Regions from separate parts of the Homo sapiens genome. Here all the other regions are linked to region 2. A link is an interaction called in ENCODE POLR2A ChIA-PET data of the cell type or tissue named here. Cell type or tissue: OCI-LY7. All regions are shown on one strand. Each heading gives the region's core, and the rest is flanking DNA. Links, peaks and the distances in the headings are about the cores only.

Evidence for each region. Peaks named below come from ENCODE experiments on the same cell type or tissue, not always from the same donor. Only the 100,000 strongest peaks of a DNase experiment are listed, where the experiment ranks them.
Region 1: POLR2A ChIA-PET joins it to region 2 with 7 read pairs; 7 of 35 experiments call an interaction of 5 or more read pairs at or near these places.
Region 3: POLR2A ChIA-PET joins it to region 2 with 5 read pairs; 3 of 35 experiments call an interaction of 5 or more read pairs at or near these places.

Annotation. Positions count from the first base shown.
Region 1 is chr16:11,617,032-11,626,013 of GRCh38, reverse strand. It overlaps a transcript of LITAF not described here. Among named protein-coding and RNA genes, the nearest start is that of LITAF, 35 kb to the right of the region's middle. RefSeq lists enhancers at 3,509-3,798, 3,247-4,015. In OCI-LY7, for the core only: no CTCF peak of the experiment used is centred there; DNase peaks (open chromatin) are centred at 3,853, 5,163, 6,323, 6,603 and 1 weaker place; H3K4me3 peaks cover 2,385 bases; H3K27ac peaks cover 4,236 bases.
Region 2 is chr16:11,361,761-11,372,838 of GRCh38, reverse strand. It overlaps LOC400499 (putative uncharacterized protein LOC400499), which reads left to right. Exons shown (of 67, transcript NM_001370704.1): 67 at 101-824. The coding sequence ends at 105. The region is part of intron 1 of LOC105371082 (a long non-coding RNA gene); the gene reads right to left. Among named protein-coding and RNA genes, the nearest start is that of RMI2, 22 kb to the right of the region's middle. RefSeq lists enhancers at 1,614-2,114, 2,300-2,359, 10,443-10,502. In OCI-LY7, for the core only: CTCF peaks have their summits at 687 and 889 (motif pointing right); DNase peaks (open chromatin) are centred at 918 and 2,058; H3K4me3 peaks cover 524 bases; H3K27ac peaks cover 2,263 bases.
Region 3 is chr16:10,989,888-11,001,167 of GRCh38, reverse strand. The region is part of intron 10 of CLEC16A (C-type lectin domain containing 16A); the gene reads right to left. Among named protein-coding and RNA genes, the nearest start is that of CLEC16A, 51 kb to the right of the region's middle. In OCI-LY7, for the core only: no CTCF peak of the experiment used is centred there; no DNase peak of the experiment used is centred there.

The DNA of each region.
Region 1 (8,982 bases), core at 3,658-8,657, 250 kb before region 2:
CCAGGTTCAAATCCTGGTTCTGCCACTGTTCAGCTGTGTGGCCTTAGGCAGGTCACCCAACCTCTCTGTGCTTCCATTTCCTCATGGGCACTGGGGTCATGAGGTTTTCTGCCTCGTAGGACCATTGTGAGGATCAGATGAGGCTCCAAGAGCTTAGGGGGACTTGTCTGTGTCTCAGGGCTGGAGTTAGAACTAGCCTGGCTGACTCCAAGTTCTGGGCTCTTTCTGTCTCCAGCGCGGGCACACAGCAGGGACTCACTGACTGTAAAATGAATGAATAAATGAAAGATTAAAAGGGAAGGTTGATCTCTTTCTGCTCTGATTTCTGTCACTGCATTCCTTCAGCACACAACCTAGGGGAACTCAGGGTTTCTTAAGAAGCCTGTCTTAGACTTGGTTCCCCCAGAGGCTGATGCTGAGACAGAAATTTGGGTGCAAGTAATTTATCTGGAGCCAGGCACAGTGGCTCACACCTGTAATCTCAGCACTTTGGGAGGCGGAGATGGGCAGATTGCTTGAGCCCAGGAGTTGGAGACCAGCCTAGGCAACATGGCGAAACCCTGTCTCCACTAAAAATGCGTAAATGAGCCTGGCATGGTGGTACGTGCCTGTAGTCCCAGCTACTCAGGAGGCTGATGTGGGAGGATTGCTTAAGCCTAGGAGGCAGAGGCTGCAGTGAGCCGAGATCGCACTACTGCATTCCAGCCTGGGTGACAGAGCGAGACCCTGTCTCAAAAAAAAAAAAAAAGGTTTTTGGGAGGTGATCTCGGGAGACACCACCCACCATCACACCGGACCACAGTGACCTTCAGAGAGTCACGGCCACTGCTTTGTCTCCACTCTCCAAATTTCACTCATGTTCCTCTTTTGGTCATCTCTAACCAGAACCACATGGGGAGGAAATTCTGGGAAATTGAGTTCTCAGCTTCAATGAGTTGGCACAGCACAGTTCACCCAGCAGTTTGTCTCACCTTCCTGGGTCCTCCAGTCCAGAGCTGGTTGGTTGGGGCACCTTGGGTCTCCTTCACGTGACCTCTCACCCTCCTGGGGGCTGTTTGCCTTCTTATGGGGTAGTCTTATCGGGCAGTCTCAGGCAGCACGCCAGGAGGGTCAGAGTGGAAACTAAGCCTCTTAAGTCTTAGCCTCAAAATTTGTAGAGTCACTTCTACCATATTCTATTGGTCAAAGCAAGTCTCGAGGCCACCCAGATTTGAGGGGTAAGGAAATAGACTCTACCTCTTGACAGGAAGAGTTGCAAAATACTGCGACCATGTTTTTCATTTTCAGTCGATCACACTTCCCTTCCTGAAGATGTTTAACTGCAGTCTGTTGGAAATTTATCATGATAAATCTGTAAACATAGGGTGATAGTGAATATAAATGGAGACCCTGTAGAGATGTGCAGTGCACAACCTGTGCAACTGTCACGGCAGCCTTGCTGTGCAAGATGTCATAGAACTCACCTATTCTTCTCACATGCCCCACTGTGGTAGGCATTTGTTATTTTTGAATGTCAGCATCTAGGGCTCCTTCTGAGGATAGTAACTACCTATTTCCATTTCTATTCTAGTGAGGCTGACAGTCTCAGACTCCAGGGAGGGGCTTGTTATCATGAATTCTATTGCTGTAACCATAGAGATTGACCAGAGGATGGGCACGTGACCCACACCGGACCAGTGAGATTCAACCGTGGGAGTTTAGCTGGAACTATTGGAAAATATTCTCTTTCCACCAAAAATGTTTAGTTGGTTGGGGATAAGGCTGGAACTGCTGGGGGCCCTCTTTACCCCTCTGAGGGAAAGGCCTACCTGATAATGAATGATACAATCACAGAGGAGAGCAGAGGCAAGAGACGGAGAGAGAGAAATTATTTATTTATTTATTTATTTTTGGTAGAAATGGGGTCTTACTATGTTGCCCAGGCTGGTCTTGATCTCCTGAGCTTAAGTGATCCTCCTGCCTTGGCCTCCCAAAGTACTGGGATTACAAGTGTGAGCCATCACATCTGGCCAAGAGAGTGATTCTTCTTTTAAAAAAATTTTTTTTGAGATGGAGTTTTGCTCTTGTCACCCAGGCTGGAGTGCAATGGCACGATCTTGGCTCATTGCAACCTCTGCCTCCCGGGCTCAAGAGATTCTCCTGCCTCAGCCTCCCAAGTAGCTGGGATTACAGGCGCCTGCCACCATGCCCAGGTAATTTTTGTATTTTTAGTAGAGACGGGGTTTCACCGTGTTGGCCAGGCTGGTCTCGAACTCCTGACCTCAGGTAATCTGCCCACCTCGACCTTCCAAAGTCCTGGGATTACAGGGGTGAGCCACCATACTTGGCCAAGAGAGAGATCCTTTTTTTTTTTTGAGACAAAGTTTCGCTCTGTCACCCAGGCTAGAGTGCAAGGTTGTGATCTCAGCTCACCACAACCTCTGCCTCCTGGGTTCAAGCGATTCTCCTGCCTTAGCCTCCTGAGTAGCTGAGACTACAGTCATGCGCCACCTTGCCTGGCTAATTTTTGTATCTTTAGTAGAGATGGGGTTTCACCATGCTGGCCGGGCTGGTTTCGAACTCCTGACCTCGTAATCTGTCCGCCTCGGCCTCCCAAAGTGCTGGGGTTACAGGTGTGAGCCACCACGCCCAGCCTGAGAGATTCTTGATGATGGCATTTGTGCTCCTGGATTCAGCCATGCCTGAAGTCCTTACCACAGACTTTCCAACTATATGAGCAAATAAATTCCCTTTGCTATCTAAAAAATATATTCGGCCGGGCGCGGTGGCTCATGCCTGTAATCCCAGCACTTTGGGAGGCTGAGGCAGGTGGATCACAAGGTCAGGAGATCGAGACCATCCTGGCTAACACAGTGAAACCCGTCTCTACTAAAAATACAAAAATTAGCCGGGCGTGGTGGTGGGCGCCTGTAGTCCCAGCTACTCAGTTGACTGAGGCAAAAGAATGACATGAACCCAGGAGGCGGAGCTTGCAGTGAGCCGAGATCACGCCACTGCACCAGCCTGGGCGACAGAGCGAGACTCTGTTTCAAAAAAAAAATTATATATATATATATATATATATATTCATTATATGAAACTATACAACTAATTGGGTCATGATGACGATTAAATGAACTAATGATATACGAAATACCTGTTTCACAGAGGCCCATGAAAGGTCTGTTCTCAGAAATTTCTTTCCCTTCAGTGAATGTAGCTCCAACTTAACATCCACTAAGCATATTCCACAGTTTAGAGCAGGCATGGGTGGGTTTAGGTGGTTCAGAACAATAAACACACAGAACTGAAATTTCACATCACCACCTACCCCTCCAGTATCCTTCACGACACCTTGTATTCTTAATTTACATTCTGAAAAGACAGCAGAAAAGCAATGGCTTTAAATAACCCTGTTAAACGGTGCAAAAGCAATCTCGAGAGACACCGTTTTTGTTTTCTCTGCAAGAGGAAAGAAGGGGGTTGTGTAGGGAGGTGGAAATCTGCACAGACAGCCTCCTCCATCTGCACAGAATTAAAATGAAGTTCACAAGTGTGCGGTCTGCAAGTGGCTCTCCCGTGATTGCTGCCTCTTCCCGGGGGCTCTCCAGCCATCCGGGGTTTGTTTTTCCTGGGCCTGAGCTCAGATGTCAGGCAGGCAGAGGGGTCTTGGGATATCTCCCCACCCAGGGAGCAGGGGGAGGCCGCAGGCGGCTTGGGGTCTGTGTGTTTGGGAAAGCGTTCAGGCTGTTTACTCTGGGTCTCTTGACAGCCCGAGGGTGGCCGTGCCAGGCGGTCCAGATGCTTCCAGCTGGGGTCTCATGAGCAAGCCATGCCGCCTGGCTTATGGTGGCACCTCCTCTGAGCTGTCCCCACCAGGCTGCCAGGGCGGGTCCCCCAAACACACTCTCTAACCACATCCCCACTGCCTCCACCCTCATCAGCCACCGACAGCTCTGAACTGGGAAGGCCAAGGGCTGGAGCGGGCCTGCAGACGTGTTTTGTTTCATTTTGTTTTGCATTGTTTAATTTGAGCTGGCAATGAACCCTCAGAAGGTTTCACGAGAAACTTTGGATCTTGGTTTCTTTTGAAAAAAATGGGAAGGTCTTGCCTTCCCACCCAGAAGAAATGGGCTGCAGCAACGTAGGAGCTGGTTTCTTATCTTAGTTTGCATTGCCCCGGAGCTCTGAGAGCAGGATCTTAGGATCTGGGTGCCAGTGGTTTACTAGGGAGGGGATCTCAGGAAGCACAAGCAGTTGGGAAGAGAGTCGGGGCAGGGAAAGAATCAACACACACTACAAGGTGTCAGGGAGCCGGCCACTCTTGTGGGCACCTGGGGCTGCATCCTGCCGGGGAATTCAGGGGAGCTGTGTAGAACGTGGGTTGTGCTTCCTGAGGGGCAAGGGGGCTGGGATGTTCCCTTCTGACTCCTGTCTATCCTTGATGGAGGCCTGCTTCTGAGGGGGGTTAATACCAGTCTGTTCTGCACATAGGCCAAGAAGAAAACTTCAAGTAGAAAGTCATGGGTGGGCCAGGAGCGGTGGCTCATGCCTGTAATCCCAGCACTTTGGGAGGCTGAGGCAGAAGGATGGCTAGAACCCAGGAGTTAAAGACCAGCCTGGGCTACATAGCAAGACCCCATCTCTGCAAAACATATAAAAATTGGCTGGGGCTGGGTGCAGTGGCTCATGCCTATAATCCCAGCACTTTGGGAGGCCGAGGTGGGCAGATCACCTGAGGTCGGGAGTTCGAGACCAGCCTGACCAACATGGAGAAATCCTGTCCCTACTAAAAATACAAAATTAGTTGGGCGTGGTGGCACATGCCTATAATCCCAGCTACTCTGGAGGCTAAGGCAGGAGAATCACTTGAACCTGGGAGGCGGAGGTTGCGGTGAGCCGAGATCGCGCACTGCCATTGCACTCCAGGCTGGGCAACAAGAGCGAAACTCCATCTCAAAAAAAAAAAAAATTAACTGGGTGTGGTGGAGTGCGCCTGTAGTCCCAGCTACTCAGGAGACTGAGGTGGCAGGATCACCTGAGCCCAGAAAGTTGAGGCTGCAGTAAGCCATGATGGCACCACTGCACTCCAGCCTGGGCAACAGAGCGAGACCATCTCAAAATAGAAAGTCACAAATGGCGAGCCCAGTGTGCAGTGTTGACATGTCCTGGAGCAGCAGCTGCTGAGGGAGATGTGGGCAGGGCCATGACAGTGCCCGCTGCACCTGTTACATGGGGCCTTGCCCTTCAGTTTGTCACAGTCCCCACCACTCCCTATTGTCTGTCTCCCTGACCACAGGCTGAGAATAAGTTCCTAATATCATCATACTTGTGCTGCTGATTCTTTCACAGAATAGAAATGACCTATTTTTTCCATATCACCTTCAATAGTGGGAAAGTGGGCTGGCCACAGTGGCTCACGTCTGTAATCCCAGTGCTTTGGGAGGCTGTTTTAGGCATTCTTGCATTGCTGTAAAAACATACCTGTGACTGGGTAATTTATAAAGAAATGAGGTTTACTGGGCTCATGGTTCTGCAGGCTGTACAGGAAGTATGGTGCTGGCATCTGTTCAGCTTCTGGGGAGGCCTCAGGAAGCTTATAGTCATGGTGGAAGGCGAAGGGGGAACAGGCATGTCCCACGGCGAAAACAGGAGCAAGAGATAGTGTTGGGAGGAGGGCCACAGTCTTTTAAACAATCAGATCTCCCATGAACTCAGAGTGAGAGCTCACTCATCAGCAAGGGGATGGCCCAAGCCAATCATGGGGGATCCGCTTCCATGATCCAAACACCTCCCACCAGGCCCCACCTCCAACATTGTGGAGGATTACTTTTCTTTTTCTTTTCTTTTCTTTTTTTTTTTTTTTTGAGACGGACTCTCACTCTGTCCTCTAGGCTGGAGTGCAGTGGTGCCATCTCGGCTCTCTGCAGCCTCTGCCTCCCAGGTTCCAGCAATCTCCCTGCCTCAGCCTCCCAAGTAGCTGGGATTACAGGCACCCGCCACCACACCTGGCTAATTTTTGTATTTTTAGTAGAGATAGGGTTTCACCATATTGGCCAGGCTGGTCTCCAACTCCTGACCTCAGGTGATCCACTGCTCTCGGCCTCCCAAAGTGCTGGGATTACAGGCATGAGCCACTGCACCCGTCCGCAGATTACATTTCAACGTGAGATGTGGTCTGGGACAAATATTCAAACTATATCAGAGGCCAAGGTGGGAGGATCGCTTGAGGCCAGGAGTTGAAGACCAGCCTGGGCAACATAGCAGGATGACGCCTCTACAAAAGAAAAATTTTAAAAAATTAACCAGATGTGGTGGCATGCACCTGTGGTTCCAGCTGCTCAGGAAGCTGAGGCAGGATGGTGGTTTGAGCCCAGGAAGTCAACACTGCAGTGAGCTATGATCATACCACTGCACTCCAGCCTGGTCAATAGACTGAGACTGTCTCCAAAAAAAAAAACAAAAACAAAGTGGGAAAGTAGAATATAAGCCAAGAATGCCCTGTGGCTGTAATAATTATACTCAGCTTGCTTCTCCTGTTTCTGTCTCTTGCATGACCCCTGAAGAGGGCTGAGTTGGCAGCTTCTTGCCACAGGGTGAAGTGCACATGGGTCACATGACATTTGGGGCCTTTGGGGCACTGGTCTTTGCCTCATCATGCCATGTGGAGATGTGTCCTCTGAGCCCAGCAGTGCTGGGGTTTTTTTTTTTGTTTTTTGTTTTTGAGACGAAGTCTTGCTTTGTCACCCAGTCTGGAGTACAGTGATGTGATCTCGGCTCACTGCAACCTCTTCCTCCCAGGTTCAAACGACTCTCCTCCCTCAGCATCCCAAGTAGCTGGGATTACAGGCAAGCGCCACCACACCAAGCTAAATTTTGTATTTTTAGTAGAGAAGGGGTTTTGCCATGTTGGCCAGGCTGGTCTCGAACTCCTGACCTCAAGTGACCTGCCTGCCTTGGCCTCCCAAAGTGCTGGGATTACAGGCGTAAGCCACCGTGCCCGGGCAGTGCTGGGGTTTTTTTTGTTTGTTTGTTTGTTTTGTTTTTTTTTTAAGACCGAGTCTAGCTCTGTTGCCCAGGCTGGAGTGCAGTGGCGTAATCTCGGCTCACTGCAACCTCCACCTCCCAGGTTCACGCGATTCTCCTGCCTCAGCCTCCTGAGTAGCTGGGATTACAGGCACCCACCACCACGCCCGGCTAACTTTCGTATTTTTAGTAGAGACAGGGTTTCACCATGTTAGCCAGGCTGAACTCGAACTCCTGACCTCGTGATCCGCCCGCCTCGGTCTCCTAAAGTGCTGGGATTACAGGTGTGAGCCCCCGCGGCCGGCCAGTGCGGGGGTTTTTAATTTGCAGCTCTATGAAGCGCCCCCTCCCCACCCCCAGAAATGCTCCACCCACTGGGAGGCGGGGACAATGGCCAGTGGCTCCATGGCCAGAGAGAAACTATCTTGCTATTAGCCCATCGCACACAGCGAAAGCCCGGGGAGCCCATCAAGCACGCTCTCCAGATTCTCTGACACCAGCTGCATGGCCAGCAATTCAATTCAGTTCCGACAGAAGCTGCCCACAGTTAGTGCAGACTGCACGGTCAAAGGACTCAGTCCCACAGGACTGCTCCCACTTCAGACACCAGTGCAAATGGCGTCCCCAGGCTACCCCTACTTCTGCCTGGCTGATTACAAATTCAGGGCTCTCCTCCCGCCTTGCCAGGGGAGGCACCTGCTAGACTAGTATTTCTGCCTGCAATCTAGACCAGCACAGTGGCAGAACGGAATGTCTCTTCCAAGGGGGAAAAGTTTGGGCATAAATGGAGAGAAGAAACAAAAATAGCTGGAGGTAAAAGACAGAATAAATAAATGGGTTATGGCCAGGTGCAGTGGCTCACGCCTGTAATCCCAGTAGCTGACTGGGGAGGATCACTTGAGCCCAGGAGTTTGAGACCAGCTTGGGCAACATAGTGAGACCCCATCTCTTCGAACAAAAAAATTTTTTTGGAAGCTGGTTGTGGTGGCATGCACCTGTAGTCCCAGCTGCTTGGGAGGCTGAGGTGGGAGGATCGTTTGATCTCAGGGGGTTGAGGCTGCAGTGAGCTATGTTCGAGCTGCTACATTCCAGCCTGTGTGACAGAGTGAGACCCTGTCTCAAATACATAAAATGAATAAATGAATGAATGAATAAATAAATAAATAGGTTACGGAGGGAAGGAAATTTAATATTACATTAACACCTTCAAAGAGGCTTAGATCAAGAGATGGCGTTGTCCCTTGGCTCAGTTATACCAGATGCCTGAAAGATTGAAACCATATAGGCCAGGCACGGTGACTCACCCCTGTAATCCCAGCATTTTGGGAGGCCGAGGCGGGCGGATGACAAGGTCAGGAGTTCGAGACCAGTCTGGCCAATATGGTGAAACCCCGTCTCTACTAAAAATACAAAAATTAGCTGGGCGTGGTGGTGTGAGCCTGTAGTCCCAGCTACTTGGGAGGCTGAGGCAAGAGAATCCCTTGAACCCGGGAGGCAGAAGTTGCAGTGAGTTGTGCCACTCCACTCCAGCCTGGGCAACAGAGCAAGGCTCCGACTCAAAAAAAAAAAAAAAAAAAAAAAAGAGTGAAGCCATATATTGATATATTGCTGGGACTGCCCCTGCTTTCAGAACTTGATAAGACAGAATGGAAGCCTGCAAGCCTGGGCAGCCTTACCCTGGGGGACATTTTCATACATTTCATGGGATGGCGGACTGTATCGTTATTAAGGACTGATGGATTTTAGCAATGTGCTGGCATCTTTTTTATTTCTATTTATTTATTTTTTTGAGTTGGAGTCTCGCTCTGTCACCCAGGTTGAAGTGTATTCGTGTGAGCTCGGCTCACTGCAACTACTGCCTCCCGGGTTCAAGCGATCCTCCTGCCTCAGCCTCTCAAGTAGCTGGGACCACAGGCTTGCACCACCACGCCTGGCAAATTTTTGTATTTTTAGTAGAGATGGGGTTTCACCATGTTG
Region 2 (11,078 bases), core at 1-5,000:
TGAAGGCCAGGGGCCCTAGCATAATTTATTTCAGGAAACAGCAGGGGCCCCTCTCCTCAGGGGCCCATAGCCTGGTCTTACTTTTCTCTCTCCTTTACAGTTTGAGATTTTGTCTATGCCAGCACTAGGCTGCCAGACTTCAAACTCCTTCACCTTCTACTGCAATTCCAGCTCCCTGACAATGACAAGATTCATGGCTGGGACAGAATAACCAGCATGGAATGCCGGGAAACTCAGAACCGCACGTGCTGCAAACGCACGGAAGCAGGGCTCATTGCCACTGGGCTCAAAATACTTCCGGGGGACATGAAACTCTCCCACTGGTCTGAGTAATTCTCCCCCTTCCTCCACACTTCCACTGCAAACCAGGAGACAGTGCGGCCAGCAAGTACCAGCTCTGCAGAGAAAACTCCACCTGGCCCCTGTTCATGCCCAAGAGATTTATTCACTTATTCAACAGCCATTTGGGAAGCCACTGCTTCAGAACGCTGACTGCGTGGTGGGGGACACGAAGCCAGGTCCTCAGCTGCTTGGTACTGGCTTTCCCTGCCTGATCCAGGGGTCTTTTCAGGCAGGAGTTTCCTTGAAGGGAAGTGATGGCCCCAAGCCTCTTAATCAGAAGCCCAGGTAGGCAGCTTCTCTCTTTGGGGTAGACACACTGGGACTGAATGCTTCAGGGGACCCTGGGGAGGGCCTCTGTTTTGGTAGGGGCACCTGTGAACTCAGGCCTCCAGGCTACATCATTGGAAGTGTTTTACTTTCTTTTGGGAATGTAACTTTTTCCTTTGAGTTTTCAACTGAAAAATAAAGCTGGCAGAATCCAAGAACATGTCTCTAGATTGCTGGGGTTGATCATCCACTCAAGAGAGGGGGAGGCGTGGGCAGCTATGGAATCTGCTCACCGATAGGGGGTGCCCTCGAGCCCTCTCTGCACTGAGCCTGGTAGGAGCTTGTAGGGCCCAGATTCCAGAGCAAAGGGCAAGGCATCAGCCACGGGGACTGAGGCAAGCTGAAGGCCAGACTTGACCGTCCTTGACCTCCGCCCCACCATCCCCCCCATGAATCCCTGGTGCATAGCAGGTGCTAGATGAAGTTCAGAAGAAAGAACTCCAGGGTGAATGGGAACAAGAAGGTTGGTCCTCCACACCCCCACACTGGAGGGAAGACAGAAGGGAGAGTGGCTGTGATTTGAGTGCTTTGCTGTGGTTACAGCCTAAAGACCCTGGAGACCAGGCACTGCTCCAAGTGCCTTGAAAGATGTTTGATCTGGGGGCTGGGTGCAGTGGCTCACGCCTGTAATCCCAGCACTTTGGGAGGCCGAGGCGGGTGGATCATGAGGTCAGGAATTCAAGACCAGCCTGGCCAACACGGTGAAACCTCATCTCTACTGGAAAAAAAAAAAAAAAAAAAAAAAATCCGGGCATGGTGGCTGGCGCCTGTAATCCCAGCTACCCAGGAGGCTGAGGCAGAGAACTGCTTGAACCCAGGAGGCGGAGACTGCAGTGAGCCAAGATCACACCACTGCACTCCAGCCTGGCGACAGAGTGAGACTCCGTCTCAAAAAAAAAAAAAAAAAGTTTGGGTCGGGCACAGTGGGTCACGCCTGTAATCCCAGCACTTTGGGAGGCCAAGGTGGGTGGATCATGAGGTCAGCAAATCGAGACCATCTTGGCTAACACGGTGAAACCCCGTCTCTACTAAACATACAAAAAATTAGCCGAGTGAGGTGGCGGGCTCCTGTAGTCCCAGCTACTTGGGAGGTTGGGGCAGGAGAATGGCGTGAACACGGGAGGTGGAGCTTGCAGTGAGCGGAGATCGTGCCACTGCACTGTAGCCTGGGCGACAGAGCGAAGGCTCCATCTCAAAAAAAAAAAAAAAAAAAAAGTTTGATCTTAGGCCTTACAATAGTCCAATGAGGAACGGATGATCCCCACTTAATGAGAGAAGAAACAAAGGCTCAGAGAGTTGAGGGGATTTCCCCAAGGTCATACAAGCTACAAACAGCCAGGATGGCACTGACGCGGGCCTGCCTGCCTCCCAAGGCTGCCCAAGCTCACTCAACCCCCACTTCTGCTTTTGCAATAAAAGAAAAGCAAATCACTGGTGCTCAGGGGCCCATGAGCAATTCAGAGTCAGATGCAACTAGAGTGTGCAGCCACCTGACCTGTTGGTTTCTCAATATGCTTAACGGATCCATGATTTCTGGTCCAGAAAGGAAACGCAGAAGCTTTCCTTCCTGCCTCCCACATTCTATGGGTCAAGTATTTACCAAAAACACAGCAGTGGACTGGACACCAGCAGAGATACAAAGAGGGAAACATAGTTCTCCCTTCTCAAGGCAGGTTGGACAACATCAATACTTTCCAACTGGGGGGTGTGGGTGGAGTACTTATGCATGAATTTGAAACAGATAGGAGAGGGAATGATTCCAGCGGAAAGACCAATTCACGTCTACAATATACACTGAACTCCAGCCTGGACAACATAGCAAGACTCTGTCTCTAAAAAAATTTAATCATTAGCCAGGCATGGTGGCACATGCCTGTCTAGGAGGCTGAGGCAGGAGGATCACTTGAGCCCAGGAGTTCAAAATCACAATCAACTATGATCACACCACTGCACTCCAGCCTGGGCATCAGAGCAAGGCCCTATCTCCAAAACAAAACAAGGTAAGATGTTTACATACAAATCAAGGTAAGAAAATCCAAAATAAAATATTACCAAACAAACCCCACTGGGGCCTTAAAAAAAAAGTGACCTAAACCAAGTGAGAATTGTACAGTGTGACAAGGATAGCTCAAAATTAGAACATCTTTTAATTTCAAATATATATATATATATATATATATATATATATATACACACATATTTTTTTTTTTTTTTTTTTTTTCCTGAGATGGAGTCTCGCTCTATTGCCCAGGCTGGAGTGCAGTGGTGCGATCTAGGCTCACTGCAAGCTCCGCTTCCTGGGTTCACTCAGTTCTCCTGCCTCACCCTCCCGGGACTACAGGCGTCCGCCACCACACCTGACTAGCTTTTTTGTATTTTTAGAAGAGATGGGGTTTCACCATGTTAGCCAGGATGGTCTTGACCTCCTGACCTTGTGATCTGCCTGCCTCAGCCTCCCAAAGTGCTGGGATTACAGGTGTGAGCCACTGCGCCCAGCCTAATTTCATTCATATTAATATGTTAAAAATCATAATCATCGTAGATGTTGAAAAGGCATTTGACAAAATTTACTACAAAATTTAGAAAAAAACACATCAAATTAGAAAGAGGGATACTTCCTTAAATTACACACGATAAAGGAAATTACACCCAGACACACACCCATCAAGCCAGAGCCCAGCATCATTTATAGGGGATGGAAGCAACAGAAGCTTCCATTAACCTTCGCAACAAAAGAATGCCCTCTGTTACCACTATTATTTTGGAGGCCCTAGCTGATGAAACTAGGCAAGGAGGAAAGTAAGACATTTAAGAAAAAAGCAGGAGGTAAAATAATTTACTCTGAAAAATGAGGCAGACAGATTTTGCTAAGGAGTTAGGTACAAAAGTAACATAATAAGCAGCCTTCCTTTTTCTTAATTTTTAAAATATAGAGATGGGGCCGGGCACAGCTCACGCCTGTAATCCCAGCACTTTGGGAGGCCGAGAGAGGCGGATTGCTCGAGGCCAGGAGTTCGGTACCAGCCTGGCCAACATGGCAAAACTCCACCTCTACTAATAATACAAAAATTAGCTGGGTGTGATGGCACACACCTGTAATACCGGGTACTCAGAAGGCTGAGGCATGAGAATTGCTTGAACCCAGGACATGGAGGTTGCAGTGAACCGGGACTGCATTACTGCACTTAGCCTGGGTGACAAAGAAAGACCCTGTCTCAAAAAAAAAATAACATAAAGATGCGGTCTTACTATGATGCCCAGGCTGGTCTCAAACTCCTGGGCTCGAGCAGTCCTTCTGCCTCAGTCTCCCTAAGTGCTAGGATTATAGATGTGAGCCACCAAGGCTGGCCTCAGTCCTCCTATGTACAAACAAGCAGTTAGAAAAGTTAACAGAAGAAAACATCCCATTTGCAACAGCACACTCCCAAAAAACAAAATTCTCAGAAATAAATGTGCAAAAATATACACACACAATCCATATGAAGAAATCTTTCAAATGCTGCTGAGGGATATGAAACACTTTGAATGCAAAGAAGGCCATGCTGCATGTGTTATCGAGAAACGTTCAACATTAAAAAGATGTCACATCAATATCAAGAGGGGGTGTGTGGAAATGGAGGCTCCACACATGCTGGGGGGAACGTGGCGGCATGGCAACTCCAAAACACAGTTTGGCGGTTTCTTAAAAGGTGAATATAAATCTACCTTATGGGGCTGGACACAGTGGCTCACGCCTGTAATCCCAGCACTTTGGTAGGCCAAGGCAGGTGGATAACCTGAGGTCAGGAGTTCGAGACGAGCCTAGCCAACATGGTGAAACCCCATCTCTACTAAAAGTCCAAAAAAAATTAGCTGGGTGTCACAGGTAGTGGGCACCTGTAATCCCAGCTACTCGGGAGGCTGAGGCAGGAGAATCACTTGAACCCAGGAGGCAGAGGTTGCAGTGAGCCAAGATCGTGCCACTGCACTGCAGCCTGGGCGACAGAGCAAGACTCCATCTGAAACAAACAAAAATTAGCCAGGCATGGTCACACACACCTGTAATCCCAGCTACTCAAGAGGCTGAGCCAGGAGAATAGCTTGAACCTGGGAGGCAGAGGTTGCAGTGAGCCAAGATCATGCCACTGCACTCCAGCCTGGGCAACAGACGGAGACTGTCTCCTAGATAGATAGATAGACAGAGATAAAAAATAAAGTGTCAAAATCAGTGGCTTTTGGTATACTTACATAACGGTGCATCCATCACCACAATTCAATTGATTTTAGAACATTTTCATTTCCCCAACAAGGAACCCTGTTATCCTTAGTCATCCCCCCTCCCAGTTCTTCCTTCCTCCCCAGCACCAGGTGACCAGTAATCTGCTCCCTCTCTCTCTCTGGATTTTCTCATTCTGGACATTTCACATAAATGGAATCATACAATACGTGGCCCTTTGTGATTGGCTGCTTGGACTTGGCATAAAGTTCGAGGCTCACCCATGTGTGGACATTTCACATAAATGGAATCATACAATACGTGGCCCTTTGTGACTGGCTGCTTGGACTTGGCATAAAGTTCGAGGCTCACCCATGTGTGGCCCATGTCTGTGCTTCATTCCTTTTTACTGCCTTATTGCCCAAGTGGTGTCATAAGCACCGTAGGTGCACTGTGAAAAGTTAGGGTGTGTGTTGTAATCCCTAGAACAATCGCTAAAGAAAACATATATAGCTAAAAACATAGAGCAAAAAGATATAGCCAGAAGTCAACAGAGATAAAAGGAAATGTGAAGAATCACTCCATTAATCCAAAAGAAGGCAAGAAAGGAGGAACAAGAGACAAAGAGAAATAGGTGGGTGCGCTGGCTCCCTATGAAAAATACAAAAAAAAAAAAAAAAATTAGCTGGGCGCACTGGCGTGCACCTGTGATCCCAGCTACTCGGGAGGCTAAGGCAGGAGAATCGCTTGAACCCAGGGCGGGGGGAGGGGTGCGGAGGATGCAGTGAGCCACTGCACACAGATCATGCCACTGCACACTCCAGCCTGGGCAACAAAGCAAGACTGTGTCTAAAAGAAAAACAACAACAAAAAACACAAACAGCATACATTAGAAATTCCATTGGGCTGGGCACAGTGGCTCACGCCTGTAATCCCAGCACTCTGGGAGGCCGAGGCGGGCGGATCACGAGGTCAGGAGATAGAGAACATCCTGGCTAATACGGTGAAACCCCATCTACTAAAAAATACAAAAAATTAGCCAGGCATGCTGGCAGGCGCCTGTAGTCCTGGCTACTTGGGAAATTGAGGCAGGAGAATGGCGTGAGCCCGGGAGGCAGAGCTTGCAGTGAGCCGAGATTGCGCCACTGCACTCCAGCCTGGGCGACAGAGCGAGACTCCGTCTCTAAAAAAAAAAAAAAAAAAAAAAACAGAGAGAAGTTCCATTGAACGAAAGTAAGTGAAATAAACACTCCAAGTGAAAGTGAGATAGTGAGACTAAATTTAAAAAAACACAAACAAAAACATGACTCACCTACATAATGTGTAGAAGAGGCACACTGTACATAGAAAAGCAGGTAAGATGAAAACACAGGATGAAAAAAGATATCTATGTAAACATTAATTATAAAACTCTATTAACATCAGATAAACAGATAATATGTCGGCTTCCTACTTTTTTGATGGAACAATTAAAAATGCAGAAAATGGGGTTGGTACAGTGGCTCACCACTTTGGGAGGCCAAGGTGGGCAGATCACTTGAGCTCAGGAGCTTGAGACCATCCTGGACAACATAGTGAGACCTCATCTCTATCAATAACAACTGCCACCTGAGAAAATGGCATTTTTCATGAGGAACATCAAATACTGTGCTGTCCTTTCCCTAACTTCTGGTTAAGTCTTTCCTAAAACCAAGGCCCAGCTTTGGGACTCCTGCAGTTCCATTAGGTGTCAACAAGTCCCTTTTGCCAAAAATTAGGAAAAACAACCGAAAGTCCATCCACCAATGAGTGGATAAACCAAATGTGGTCTATCCATATGATGGAATATTATGTCATAAAAAGGAATCAGTCATAATAAGGGATGAAGTACTGATACAGGCCACAACATGAATGGATATTGAAAACACCATGCTGAGCCAGGCATGGTGGCTCACACCTGTAATCCCAGCACTTTGGAAGGCTGAGGCGGGTGGATCACTGCAGGCCAGGAGTTCAAGACCAGCCTGGCCAACATGGTGAAACCCCATTTCTACTAAAAATACAAAAATCAGCTGGGCATGGTGGCAGGTACTTGTAATCCTAGCTACTTGGGAGACTGAGGCAGAAGAATCACTTGAACCAGGGCGGCAGAGGTTGCAGTGAGCCGAGATCGTGCCTCTGCCCTCCAGCATGGGCGAAAGAGTGAGACTCTGTCTCAAAACAACAACAAAAATTTTAAAAACCCACCATGCTGAGTGCCAGAAGCCAGACACGAAATGCTACATATTGTATGATTACATTGGAAGGAAATGTCCAAAACAGACAAATTCATATAGACAGAAAGTACATTCATGATTGCAAGAGCTGAGGGGGATGGGAGGATTGTGGGATTGACTGTTAATGGGTATGGCATTTCTTTTAGGGTGATGAAGTGTTCTCGAATTAGTAGTGGTGATGGTTGTACCACTGTGTATACACTAAACACCAGAGAAAGGCCAGGCACGGTAGTTCATGCCTGTAATCCCAGCACTTTGGGAGGCCGAGGCAGGCAGATCACCTGAAGTCAGGAGTTCAAGACCAGCCTGCCCAACATGGTGAAACCTCATCTCTACAAAAAATACAAAACTTAGCCAGGCATGATGCCGGGTGCCTATAACCCCAGCTACTCGGGAGCCTGAGGCGGAAAAATGGCTTGAATCCAGGAGGCGCAGGTTGCAGTGAGCCGAGATCGTGCCACTGTACTCCAGTCTGGGTGACAGAGCGAGACTCCATCTCAAAAACAAACAAAAAACATCAGAGAATGGTACACTTTAAAGTGCTGCATTTTGTGGTATGTGAATTACTTATCAATTCCTTAAGACTAGTAGGAGAAGGAAGGCATTGCAAATGATATTTTGGTTTTGTAATTAAACAAGAGATTTCTCCCTCTCCCCCCAAAAAAGTTCTCTTTCAGTTTCTGCAAACTTCCTCCTTCCCTCCCCTACCCATCCACCCAGAGGAATTTTATCTGTTCCTGCCTAAACAGATTAGAGGGCTTTGTCTTTTGAGGCCTGGTAGGTAAATTAGAAAGGGGTCCCAAGTAAAGAGAGAGAGAGAGAGGCATCCCAGAGCCCTTTTCCATCTGAGCCTCCCACGGCCCATGACTCACTTTACCCAGTAACATGCTTCCCTTCCAGTTTACCATCTGGAAGAAGGAATAAACTTATTTTTCTTATTCACCAATAATTTATGTAAACCAAACATTGCAAACAAGGGTTTCCTTAGCAACCTCTATCTCATTCTCTTCAGATACCAATTGCTCTCCAGTAAAGGGAGTGTCCTGTTCCACACAACTTAAATTAACTTGGAAATCTCACTTAAAACAGAAAAGTTAAGGTCTTCTTAAGGTTTACCAGGGGCAATGCATTTGCAGGAATGCACGGGGCTGAAGGTCAAAGGCAAAGAAAACAAGGCACAAATTCTTTCACCCGGATTTGGTTTGTCCTTGTACACCCATGGTTGACAAGGTCACCTGGCAATGACAAATCTGCTTTTGAAGTTTTGTTTTTTTTTCTGGAGGCAGAGTCTTGTTCTGTCGCTGAGGCTGGAGTGCAGTGGCGCGATCTCGGCTCACTGCAATCTCTGTCTCGTGGGTTCAAGCGATTCTCCTGCCTCAGCCTCTGAGTAGCTGGGATTACAGGCGCCCACCACCATGCCTGGCTAATTTTTGATTTTTAGTATAGACAGGGTTTCACCATGTTGGCCAGGATGGTCTAAAACTCCTGATTCTCAAGTGATCCACCCGCCTTGTCCTCCCAAAGTGCTGGGATTATAGGCATGAGCCACCGTGCCCGGCCAGGTCAGTTTTCTCTAACAGAAGTAACAAAACAGATGTAATCCAAAATCACAGATATATCAAAATTTTCAAAATGGTGTTGGAGGCCAGGTGCAGTGGCTCATGACTGTAATCCCAACACCTTGGGACGCCGAGACAGGAGGATCACTTGAGACCAAGAATTCAAGACCAGCCTGGTCAACACACCGAGACCTCGTATCTATAAAAAAAGGTTTTTTTTTTATTGAGATGGAGTCTCGCTCTGTTGCCCAGGCTGGAGTGCAGTGGCGCCATCTCGGCTCACTGCAAGCTCCGCCTCCTGGGTTCATGCCATTTTCCTGCCTCAGCCTCCCGAATAGCTGGGACTACAGGCCCCACCACACGCCCGGCTAATTTTTTGTATTTTTAGTATTCACCGTGTTAACCAGGATGGTCTCGGTCTCCTGACCTCATAATCTGCCCGCCTCAGCCTCCCAAAGTGCTGGGATTACAGGCGTGAGCCACCACGCCCGGCCAAAAGTGTTTAATGGTATTAGAAAATGCTGACTTGGGTAGTGACAGTTTCAATGCATCATTGCCTGGCCTTCTGGGTTTCACCTTGAACCTTGTGACAGGTGATCAAGTCATGTGTCCAAGCTCAGGGACTTCCTGTTGTACAGAGATGATGCTGCCTGGAGCACCCTACTCCAATCCCCCTCCCTTCAACTTCTCACAGTGTATCATATTCAGCCCACACCAGGGCAAGCCCCGCTCATGTCATCAGCCCTGCCCTGGCCAACAGCCTAGAAAAGATGCAGGTCAACTCCCACAAAGGGCAGGGTGACTCAGTTCATTCACATGCTACAAGCCAGCTGCCTGCCTTGTACTCTCCCCAGACCTGGGCTGTGTGCAAACTGCACAGACAGGGCCCTGTGCTCAGAAGGGTCCCCAATGCTCACTCGAATGCTCTATTACCATCTTGAATCTTAATTTCTGAAAATTATTGATTTTCATTTTGTGCTGATCCCTGCAAATTAAGTAGCCATTCCCACTTCAGAGCCACTTAACGAAGGTTCTTGGGTGGCTGGAATAGGCTGGGGTTTCCATAAAATAAGGGACTGGCTGGCCGGGCGCAGTGGCTCACGCCTGTAATCCCAGCATTTTGGGAGGCCAAGGTGGGTGGATCACGAGGTCAAGAGATTGAGATCATCCTGGCTAACACAGTGAAACCTCGTCTCCACTAAAAATACAAGAAGTTAGCCAGGAATGGTGGCACACGCCTGTGGTCCCAGCTACTTGGGAGGCTGAGGCAGGAGAATCGCTTGAACCTGGGAGGCAGAGGTTGCAGTGAGCCGAGACTGCGCCACTGCACTCCAGCCTGGGCAACAGAACGAGACTCCATCTCAAAAAAAAAAAAAAAAAAAAAAGGCGGGGGAGGTGGTGCTGGCCAGGCACAGAGCCCCTGCAACAGAAGACCCTTCCCTTGCTCTAAAGTAACCCTCTCAGAGCCATTTCTTAATGGAGCCTGCAACAGCCTGGTGACCTGCCCTCAACTGTTTTAATCATTGGCTGTCCCCTTCTTCAAGAGCAGGTGCATTTCACATAAGTGCATAATTAATACTAACAAGAGGGGCCGCCGCCCGTGTGCTGGGGCCCTGTCATGTGTATTCTGTGCTCAGGGTCCGTGGGAGGCACAGGACCCAGATCTATCCTTACAGTATGACTATAGATCACTCTAGAGTGGCCTGTCCTGAGCAGGACAAGACCCGGCAACCCTTTTGGTCAATGCTGGAGCATCTCCCAGGGATGAGCAATGGTGGCGTTTGCAGGATGGCTGGCAGCACTCGGCAGTGGGCCAGCTGTGCCTCAGTGATTCTGGTGGTTCAAACCCACAACCCAGCCAACTCACCCTAGGCTCCAACCAGCCTGGCTAACTGGGGACAGCCATTCCCAGCTGCACTCAGGCATCTGAAAGACCCTTCCTTTCCTGCGAAGCCTCTTTCAGGGTTTCAGGAAGGAAGTGGAGACAGTAAGGGGAAACCACAAACCCATATAACTCTAATAGTATCACCTCTCGGTCCATGGGGGTGGGGGGAGGCTGCTTCCCGTGTTGAATTTCATCCTGAAGCCACCCTGGTGGGGGTAGGGGCAATGCCATTCTCTCCATCTCACAAACAACATCGCATTGGCCCCGAGAGATGAACCCGGGGACTGAGTGTGGCTAGCAAAGCCAGGATCGTGACCGAGCAGGTCTCTCCAACTTAGGAGCTTTAAGGGCAGGCTGTTGGTTTCTGCAGATACTGGCCTAGCATAGCCCATGTGATCAGCCAGGGCTGAGGTCCCTCTGCTGACAGGTTTCCCTCCTAAGGACACTGGTGGGGCTGTGGCCCCGTCAGATCATCTGTCCCTGGCAACACGCTTTTCCAGGGAACTCCAATGAGG
Region 3 (11,280 bases), core at 3,287-8,286, 370 kb after region 2:
CGCCAACATGGCGCCACTGCACTCTAGCCCAGGAGACAGAGTGAGATGTCTCAAAAAAGAAAATAAAAAAAAAAGGGTATAGACATGCAAACAGACTAGAAAGGCACAAAAGACAGAAGAAAATTGATTTGTTTAGGGCGGGATTTTGATTGAAGTGTTTTTCTCTTATCAGAGTCTGAAATAATGTTCAGATATCATTTTGTAATTTAAAAAAAGTTTCAAAATAAACTTTTCCATTATCTTGATATAGATTATCCATCTGAATTTACCCCAAACGACCACCAATTATATGCTGGGGAACACCGTACCTTGCCAATAAATGGAAATGTGCTCAAGGAACACAGATTAATTTCAATAACGCTCAAAACAAAACCTAATTGAAAGGTGAATTAGCATCCAAATATAAACATTAATTTTTATTTGCCCACTGTGGATTATTCAACCACAAAAAAATGACACATAAATTGCTGCATGATTCTACTGTCCAGGAAACCCAGATAGCGTATTACAGACGCCAATAACCGAGGGCCCCCAGATGGGAGCGTTCTGAGAATGCACTGCTTGACAGACAGCATCCATCAGAGCCCACTTAGGATGCCGGGTGATCGAATGCAGCCTAGTCGCCCTCTCATCTTCTCCTGAAGCATCCAAACCCAGGAAGTTAGCTTCCTCCCATCACTGCCAACTCCTAGTGAATTTCAGAGCCGGCCACACAGCAATCAAAGCTTTCAGAAACAGAAAATAGAGACCAAGCGCAGGGCAAAACGTCCCCTAGTTTGAAATTAAGAGCAGAAATTCACACAGACAGATATAGAACCCCTCCCTAAGCTCTGTGTGGACTCAGACATACAGAACAAACTGGCAGAACTGACGAAGTGAAATAAAGTGCTCAGCGCCTGGGGCTGGCCAGAGTGGTCTGAAACCCAACCCAGCTGGCCTGTCCTAGGCCTCAGGTTCCTGTTCTAAAACATGGAGAGTAATTCTGGCCCCCTAGAACCAAAGGAACCCATGGATATAAAGTTCATTCAGAGGCCGGGCGTGGTGGCTCACGCCTGTAATCCCAGCACTTTGGGAGGCCCAGGCAGGTGGATCACCTGAGGTCAGGTATTCAAGAGCAGCCTGGCCAATATAGTGAAACTCCGCTTCTACTAAAAATACAAAAAATTAGCCAGGTGTGGTGGCGGGCGCTTGTAGTCCCAACTACTCGGGAGGCTGAGGCAAGAGAATCGATCGAACCTGGGAGGCGGAGGTTGAAGTAAACCAAGATTAAACCACCGCACTCCAGCCTGGGCACAACAGAGTGAGACTCCGTCTCAAAATAAATAAATAAGTAATAAAGTTCCTTCAGAGAGTGCCGAAACGGTGAACATCCAACACAAAACATTACCTTCTTTTCCTGCTTACATCTAAAAAAAGAAAAAAAAAATCAGCTGCAAGAATGAATTTTAAAACTTTCCAAAGGGATCTACTTTTCTCAGTGATCAGGTGTCTGGTGTGGGAGGGCATGCTTACTGGGGAAATTTCAAACCTTTATAACACGACCTTCCAGTAAACAACTGGAAATAACCTAAATGTCCATTGATAGGGGAGTTGTTAGGTAATTATGATCTGTTTGTCCAAAGGGTGGGAATCTAAGAAGACTGGGGCCTTTTTATTCCTAAATAAACTGATGCAGACTCAGCACCAGGATGAAAATGCAGGAAGGGAGTAGGCAGTAGGGTCCCTTTCAAGTAAAGCTTTTCAAAGGCTATACGTGATGGTGTAAATGCGACTTTTCCTGGAAAGATGCCTAAGAATGTATTGGCATCTTGGGGGAATTAAAAAAAGCAGTGGCACTGTGTACACACCCACACAAGCACACTTTTTTTATTTTATACCTTTTGGTTTGAGATTTCTAATCATGAACATATATTAACTTTATTTTAAACATTCAGCTGGGTGTGGAGCTCATGTCTGTAATCCCAGCACTTTGGGAGGCTGAGATGGGAGGATTCCTTGAGCCCAGTAGTTCAAGACCAGCCGGGGCCACACAGTGAGACCCTGTCTCTAAACATATACATATAAATAGATACATAATACAAATTCAGCAGGGGTCATTTGGACATTGGGACTAAGGACTATTTTTGCTCCCTTTTATTCTATATTTTAAAAACCTGTTTTTTGTTTTTTGTTTTTTCTTAAAGCTAACACCAAAACATCACAGTTAGCATGCAGAGGCTGGTAGAATTTGGCTGGGAAATGTGGGCAGAGATTTGTGACCATTTCTGTTGCTCCGGTCACCCTGCTTCTGGCTGCCAGCCTCCAAGGATGCTCCAGTCTGAAGCCCCTAGGAGAAGGGCCCCTGTCCCTCCTCTCGCCACTGTGCTCTCATCTCTACCCCACGGTGCCTGGACCAGAGCAGGGGCGGACAGGCTGCTGCTGAGTGAGCTCATGGCTGTAGGAATGAATGTTTGTACCAGGCTGTACCCAAAGGGCAAGACAGAATGATGAAAAAAGGAGAAGAAGGAGAAGGGAGGGAAAGAAGGGGAAAAAAAGCCAAACTTTCTCAGGAGCTAAACGTAGCAGAATGAAAGAGCAAGCTCACCCAAACTAACCAGAAGTGGAAAAGCCCACTTCAGAGTAAGAAATCACAAGGCGTTTGGGTTGATTTTCTCATAAAGAAAGTACACAACACATGCCCCAGGGAAAAGTATTCTGCAAAGAAGGTCTACATGTCCCAAATGCCACAGGTTTAGGTTTCACCACGCGCTCATCTCCCAGGTGCCTGAGGCTGGGCTACAGGAGGAGCATGAAGGGAAGGAGCCTCTTTGCTGACTGCAGTGAAACACAAGGGAGCCCTGAGCTCTGCAGCTGAATATTTGGGCTGGCTTCTGGGGTGAGGGCCAGCTAACAGTCAGCAACTACATTTTAGAGGTGCCCCGGGGCCTAACTACTCCCTAAGCGTCTGCACCTGCCTGCTGGTTAATGACGTCTTCCATCAGCCTTGAACCCCTTCACCTGAGGCTTTGGTCCTTGCTTTTTCAAAAGTCAAACACTTTGGGAAAGGTGAATCCCCAGGGATCAATCTTTCATGGAATGGAGGAATCTGTGTGCAGAAACTGCAAAGGGCAGCAATGGGATGGGAGGGAGGATGGAAACAACCAAAGACTGGGTGCCTGAGTGAACGAGAGGAGACACATGGCTGAGAAGACAGATGTCAAACAAACATGTTCCACCAGGTGTGGGTACAGCAGCTTACAAAGACCTGGACACAGGCTGCACAAGAAAAAGCAAGTTGCAATCAATCAACAATTAATGATTCAGTTTATGGTTAAAATAAAACCAAAACTATAGGGCTGAAACATAAGTGCATATCATGTATTCCTGGGTTGATACTTACATGAAAATACACAGCGAAAGGTCTGGAAGAATATACAAACTGAGAACAGTGGTTCCCTCTGAGGAAGATACTGAGGTTGGAGGACCTTTCACTTTCTGCTCTACCTGCGTCTACATCACTCAATTGTTTTATTACCAGCACTATTTAGATATTACCAGCACTAGAAACTTTTATTACCAGCACTATTTACACGTAAAGAACATCTTTACAAAACGCATTAATGCCACTGAACTGAACACTTAAGAATAGTTAAGAGAGTGAATTTTATGTTTATTTTATCACAATTTAAAAAACTTTGAAAAGGCAAGTTTATAAGTTAGGATGGTGATTCTCTTGGGTGGGGTGGAGGTATGGGTTACAAACTGAGGAGGGGCTTTATGGGAATACCAGAAATGTTTTCCATCTTGACTCGAATTATACATGAATATAATCATGTGCACAAAATCATCAAGCAGTACATCTAAGATTACTAAACTTTTATGTACTTTATTGTATTTATGTGATTCCTCAATTTAAAAACTTTCCCAGGCTGGGCGCAGTGGCTCATGCCTGTAATCCCAAGATCTGGGGAGGCTAAGGCAGGAGGATCACTTGAGCCCAGAAGTTCAAGATGAGCACAGGAAGCATGGTGAGACCTTGTCTCTACAAAAAATACAAAATTTAGCTGGGTATGGTGGTGCATGCCTGCAGTCCCAGCTACTTGGGAGGCTGAGGCAGGAAGATCACTTGAGCCCAGAAGGTTGAGGCTGCAGTGAGCTGTGGTCGTGCCACTGCACTCCAGCCTGGGTGACACAGCAAGACCGTGTCTCAAAAACAAACAAACAAAAAACACCAAAAAGTTTACCAAGAGGATTTTCAATGAAGTTGGATTGCTGTAATGCCCTAAATACAAGGTAGGACAAAGCGAACAGGTGGGAGAGCTGGATTCACTGATCACTGATGAAATGAGGGGGACTCAGGTAAGCGCAGGAAGCCACAGGCCACGCCTCTCAGAGCCCACAGTCCACGCCTCTCAGAGCCCACAGTCCACCCCTCTCAGAGCCCACAGTCCACCCCAGACAGGTGAATCCTGGTGAATCCTGCATTTATTGCCACATGGCCCATGCAGACGCTGGAAGAGAAGAGGTTCACACAAGAGTGATGGGGCCGCAGAGGAAGGGAGGGAAAATGCGCCAGGGCTGGGAGGCATAGGGGGAGCTTAGGACGGCTTGATAGAGGAGGAAATGACTGATACAAGTCTTGGATGTCAACAGGACTTCAGCAGCATGCTCAGGAAGGAAAGAATAGTAGGAAAGCCAGCTCAGAGCCCAGGAGGAGCCAGCTCTCTAGGTGTGCCCAGAAGCCACTCACCTTTTACTTCTGCTAAGGCCTAGGTCACCTGGGGCTGGTGCTTGGTGACAGTGGTGGTACCCTTGGACCCAAGGTGCTCGGCCAGCTCCCCAGGTAGGGGCAGATGCACAGCCGCTGGACTTTGCAGGAAGTCAGGGCAGTGGTCCCCGGCCAGCCAGTAGCCTCTCAGTCAGGCACTAGCCCGTGCTGCTCACAAAGGGGTTCTTCAGGCTCACAGCCTCAGAAGAGATATCAGATACCTTGACTCAATGCCCTATAGATGCAACGTGTTGAGTGGGTTTCTCAGCATCTATTCAGTGGGGCAGCAGGGAGGGGAGAAAGCAGTTGTTGGCGAGTGACCAGGAAAGGGGATGTAAGGGCACCAGGCAGCCTGCCCAGGGAAGAATCTTGGTTGAGCACGAAGGAAAGAGAGACCGGTGGCCAGAGGCATCAGGTAAAGGAAGGAGAGATTCCAGGGCCTGAGATTCTGTCTGAATCTATCAAAGCTGTTGTGATAATCAAGCTAAGAAGACCCTTCCAGGCTCTCCTAGGCCGAGCCTACTCACCCTCTGAGGATGCTTCCTCAAACAGCTCTGCTAAGCGATTTGAGAAGTAGGAGAAAGGTTTTCCCCTTAAGAAAGGAGACAGGCCATGGTGACTAACAAAAAACATGCCCAGGCAGACCTGGCCCCAAGTCTGAGACCCACATTCTACTAGCCAAGCGACCCTGACCACAGGAGCCTCAGTTCCTCATCTGTAAAACAGAGACAAGAGTAGTTCCATATCACACGCCACCATGGGGGTAGTGTGGGATCCAACAGGCAAAATGCCTGGTACAAGGGGGCACCAGAGAAATTTTCATTGCCCTTCAACCCCCTGGCAAATAGATCACGAGGATGGAAGAGAGGGCAGGGGAGGGGCTTTTAAAGAACAGTCATGTTCTATGCTTTAAACTTGACTCCCAAGCTCCCAGCAACTTACTGCTCGCTGGCCTTCTGCTTTGTTAGTGGGCTAGACTCAGCCTCCCCAACATGCTCCTGGGCCCCTGGCTAACCTTCCCCATCTCCGGCCTCAGGCGCCAGGACTGGCAAGGTACACAGCAAGGTACAAAGCCAGGGTGGGATTCAGAGGCCCAGGGTCCCATCCACCGTGGTTTCAGTCCTGGCTCCACTGCTTCCTACCTTCTCCTCTATAGGTCTCAGTTGCCACAGCCATCAATGGGCATCATATTAGCATCTCCCCAACAGTGCTGCTGAGAGGTGCCAAGAGATGGCACACTCTTGTTACTCTTTCCAGGTAATAACAGCCATCCTGAATACTCAGTGAACACTTAAAATGTGCCCAGCATGGCTCTGAACACTTTATATACATTGTCTTGCTTTATCCTACAAATAACCAAATGGGGCAAGGAACTACACAGGTGAGGATCTTGCCCAAGGTCACCCACTAGTGAGAGGCAGAGGCAGGATTTGAACCCAGGAATAAACTAGCCCCAGTGCCCAGGTGCACAACCTTCCTGCCACATGGCTCAAACACGATTCCCTTCCATATGCATTTGCTGCACCTCCCAACGTTGGGCCAGCCTCCCGGGAGCACTGATGTAAAGACTAGGCCATGCCGACGTCACACTAATCAGAGAAACAGTAGCTCTTTGCAACAAAAATGCAGTGACAGTTTATGCATCACTCAACAGGTGGTCCTCTAGCCTGACAATTATATGGTTGTCTATAATGTGACTCTTTTCACTTTTTTTTTTGAGACAGGATCTTACTTTGTCACCCAGGCTGGAGTGCAGTGGTGTGATCTTAGCTCACTGCAACCTCCGTCTCCTGGGTTCAAGTGATACTCCAGCCTCAGCCTCCCATGTAGCTGGGACCACAGACACACACATCTTTTCACATTTTTACCTGATAAACACAGAGACAAAAAGTCACAGGAGGTCACACCCACTGTAACCAACAGCACTGTAGCACATGGCTTGGCCACTGGCTGAAAAAGGAAGCCGGGTGATGAGTGCAGCAGAGTGAACCTGTTCTCATCCAGAAGGAGGTGATTGGCAAGCAAGCACCAGATGGGTGATGTACCCCAGGGTGATGTATAGACATATGCCTTACTCGCCAATCCAGGAGCCGCGTGGAGCTGTGGAACCAAAGCCCAACATGCATGAAGAATGCACAGCTGCAACATCAGTGAGGCGATTTGACGGCACTGCCGAAATGTAAAGGAGAAAATGAATGCTATGGAGTGGGGAACATGCAAAGGTAGCAGGCCGCTTCCATTAACAAGGAGAACACGGCATTCTTCTCCATGAATTACCAGTTATCAAGTGTTGCAGCTGCAGAGGCGTAAAGCAAGGAAATGTCCATCTCTCAGGAATTGGAACAGACTCACAGCACTCACAGGCCTCTTGCAGCCGCGTGCTCAGCACTTGACGCTGAGATGAGGAGCAGGTAACGTCAAGATGGTGCTGCAATTTCCTCTTGGAAAGTGACCTCTGGCGTGTCACTAAGTCTGTAGGGGGCCAGCCTCCTCTCCCTTGCCTTCCCCATCCCAGGTCACCTTCTCTGTCCCTCTCAATGCCAAGCAGCATGTCTGGCACTGTCTCTGGCATTCAATCAAGAGGGAATGCTTGTGGGATGAATTAATTGCAAGATCATCACGAGCATTGAACAGGCCTCTTCAATCACACAAAATGAGGCATCTCACACTCCCTTACTAAACAATGACAAACCAAGCACTTATTTGGTATTTCTTTGGAAAGAGTATTTTACTATATTTTGAAAAAGATGAACTGTGAAACACTGGTTATTCTGTTACTCAGAACAGCCCAAAATGCTACACTGCCCTGACATCTCATGCCAAACTGGAAAACATAATTGCAAGTGGTGATAAAAAGACTTGGAATAGAAACAGTGTGAGATTTGGGGCTAGTCACCTGCAATCCCAAAGGAACAATCACGGAACCTTGGCTTCCTTATGGGGAGCGTGTGACAATAACACCACCTCGCTCTCTTTCATTATGAGCGTGAAATGAGATGTTCAATGAGACAAACAAGTAAGCTTGACTTCTTTTCTTTCTTTTTTAGACAGTCTCACTCTATTGCCCAGGCTGGAGTGCAGTGGTGTGATCATGGCTCACTGCAACCTCCGCCTCCCAGGCTCAAGAGATGGTCCCACCTCAGCCTCCTGAGTAGCTGGAATCACAGGTACGCATCATCACGCCCGGTTAATTTTTGTATTTTTTTGAAGAGACAGGGTCTTACCATGTTGTCTAGGCTGGCCTCAAGTGATCTGCCCACACCGGCCTCCCAAAGTGGTGGGATTACAGGCATGAACCACCAAGCCCAGCCAGGTTCATCTTCTATAAAACGAAAACCGTCCCTCTCTTCCACCAACCCAGGATATTTCTTGAATGCTGGCCTCTCTCCTGATCCCATATACACCCAACTCCTTCCCACAGAGGCCTCTGACTCACCATTTCTCATGTTTTGGCCACGCCCCCCGACCCAACCCCTCAACTCTCAGCAGGCCTAGCTCCCTGACCTCAGTTCTCAATATTAGGCTCCCTCCTTAGAGGGCTTCCCTCATCATACCTCCCAAAGTTGCTTCTATTTCCTTCCCATATCCAAATCTTAAATTTGTGAGGATGAGCTGGCTTACTGTCTATCCCCCACAAATAGATCATCAGGGAAGGGACAGATGTCTTGTTCATTCACAGCACCTGCCTGCAACTTGTAGGGGCTCAACAATTACTCGAGGCAGGGAGTGCACAAGGGTAAGTATGGCAGCCAGCCTCTGCCTCACAGATGGAGCACATTCTGCTCATGTCAGAAAATGACCCACCCAGAACTCAAGTGTCACCCAGCACAATATTATTTGAGTGAATAAAACCATTTAATGTTATCTTTTTCTTTTTTATTTTTTAATGGATGCATTATAATTGTACATGGTTATGGGGTACAATTTGATGTTTTAATATATGTGTACGTCATGTAATGATCACATCAGGGTACTTAGCATATCCATCGCCTCATGTATTTATCATTTCTTTGTGGTGAGAACATTCAAAACTCTGTCTTCCAGCATGATCTCACTTGTGGAATCTAAACAAAGTTGATCTCATAGAAGTAGAGAGGAGAACAGTGGTTACAGGAGACTGGGCAGGGAGGGGATGCAGGGATGCGGATGGGGAAGATGGGGAGAGGGTGGTCAACAGGTACAAAGTTCCAATTAGACAGGAGGAGTGAGATCTGGTGTTCTATTGCACAGAAGGGTGACTGTGGTTAACAGTAAGGTATTGTATTTTTTCTTCTCTTTGCCCATGAAACTAACAAATTTGTCCCCGTGCGTATCTGGAGGCTACCAGGAAGCTGTCCTGGGGCCAGGTTATAAGCAACCCAGCAAGTGGTCAGCAGGCAATCAATTTCAGGCCAGCCAGGATCTGCTACTCAACTGGCCTCAGAACTCTCTAGGGAAACTCCCACTCATTAATCACCTCCAGGGATGAGAGCTGCACTGCCCTCAGGCATGAAACGAATGACTCACACCACCAAGCCACTCTTGTGAACTCTGCTGGAATGCCCAGAAAGGGCAGGGGTCTCTGAGAAGTGAGCAAAATGCTCCCTTCTTGCTCAAGTGCAGCCCTCAGGCTCCCATCAGGCAAAGCATCCCGCAGCAAAACCAGTTTCAAGGACTCTGACACTGGCCAAGACCGGATGTCCACCGCTCATTAGAGATATGTGTTTGATTCCCGTACCGAGACTTGTCACATCAAGACAATCAACGTTGACTGCAGGAACCATGCTAGACATGGGGACACAAAGACGAAGAGGTTCCAGTCTCCTTCCACAGCAACTCCTGAGTCCTCCAATGGCACATAGGTGCCATGTCCCTTGGACACTTGTTCTCTCCAACCTCATCTCCTACTTCCCATCCCCTTGCCACATTGCCCTTTGCTGTTCCTCCAACACACTAGGCACCATCCCACCGCAGGGCCTTTGCACTGGCTGTTCTTTTTTTTTTTTTTTTTTTTTTTTGAGACGGAGTCTTGCTCTGTCGCCCAGGCTGGAGTGTAGTGGCATGATCTCGGCTCACTGCAAGCTCCGCCTCCCAGGTTCACGATGTTCTTTATGACCAAAATGCTCTTCCTCCAGATACCAACATGACTCACTCTCTTGCTTCCTTTGAGTCTGTGCTTCCACCTCACCTTCCCAACAAGGCCAACCCCAGCCACCTTACTGAGAACTGTAACACTCCAGCCTCCGAGCATTGCCCATGTCCATCCTCTGCTTCACTACTGTTTTCCCAGGGCTTCTCACATCTAACGTGCCCTGATGTTACTATTTGCTTTATTGTTCCTCTGTCTCTCTGCATGAGACCCAAGTTCCTGGAGGTCAAGGTTTTTGTTTTGCTCACTGGGTATATATCTCCAGGGCCTAGAACAGTGCCTGGCATACGGCAGATACCCAATAATTATCTGCTGAATATCTGAATAAATAATACTGACCTGGCTTCAGGTAACTCAAAATCAGGTTAAAAATCACAAATATCCGAAGAGGCTGGCCCACTCATGAAAACTAACAATGCCACAGGGGACAGAGGCCAGAAGTGGCATGTACCTCATTTGTCTGTCCTCACCCTCAATTTTCTGATTTTAATTGAAACCCAGAAGAAGTCACCAATGGCCCAACGCAATCAGAAAAGGTCCCCATTCTACATGGAGCTGCCTCCAGCCTTGTGGCTGCCCCAAGCCCATTCTGTGTCACACACTGCAGGACAGATATAGAAAAGCCAGCTAGGGTCTAAGTCACAAGGCTTCTTCCCCATCTGCCTCCTGCTCCCATCCCTGCCCACTGTGCCCACTCCATTGTTACCAATTGGCTTCTCCAGGATGTAGCAATGAAGGCACCTGCCCCTTCTCTGGCTAGCTGGCCCAAGGCCAAAACCCCGGGCCTTTGGTCACAGTCACCCGCGGCCCTGGCTAAAGCCTGCTCCCTTCTCAAGTACTAAGGGACATTGAGACCCTCCTCAGTTGTCCAGCCCACCTTCTGCCCCAGGAAACAGAGAGACGCAACTGTTTCTCAGACAACGATACGCTCCTTAGTACCGGACCTCATGTTGCACTCTGGATTTTGATTATATCAAATCCTCTTAAACATAGACCAGAGCTGCCACATTCAATACTTCGGTGGGCAAGAATGGCACCTCAGAGCCGTAACTGCAGTGAGGGATTAGGGGATAGACCTCAATGGCAAAGCCAAAAGGGAGAATATACACCAAGCTCTAATTCCCTTGTGGGAATGTCTGCAATGGGTCAATTAAGGCCCTTAATTTATAGAAGTCTATCTTTACCCTTTGATATTCACAATCAACCTTCTCCCAGAAGCCTATTAGCATTTTCAGGAAGAAGAATGTGCGCGCCTTGGAACCAGCACTGATTAGCTGGGGGATCATGAGTACAGTCAGGGTCACTAAAAGACTCAGGAACTCTAATCCTGGCCGGAAGGGGTGCTATCCTGCCTGATGCATTCAGCACACGGGAGACTCGGCTGACATCGGATACAAGTTTGAGT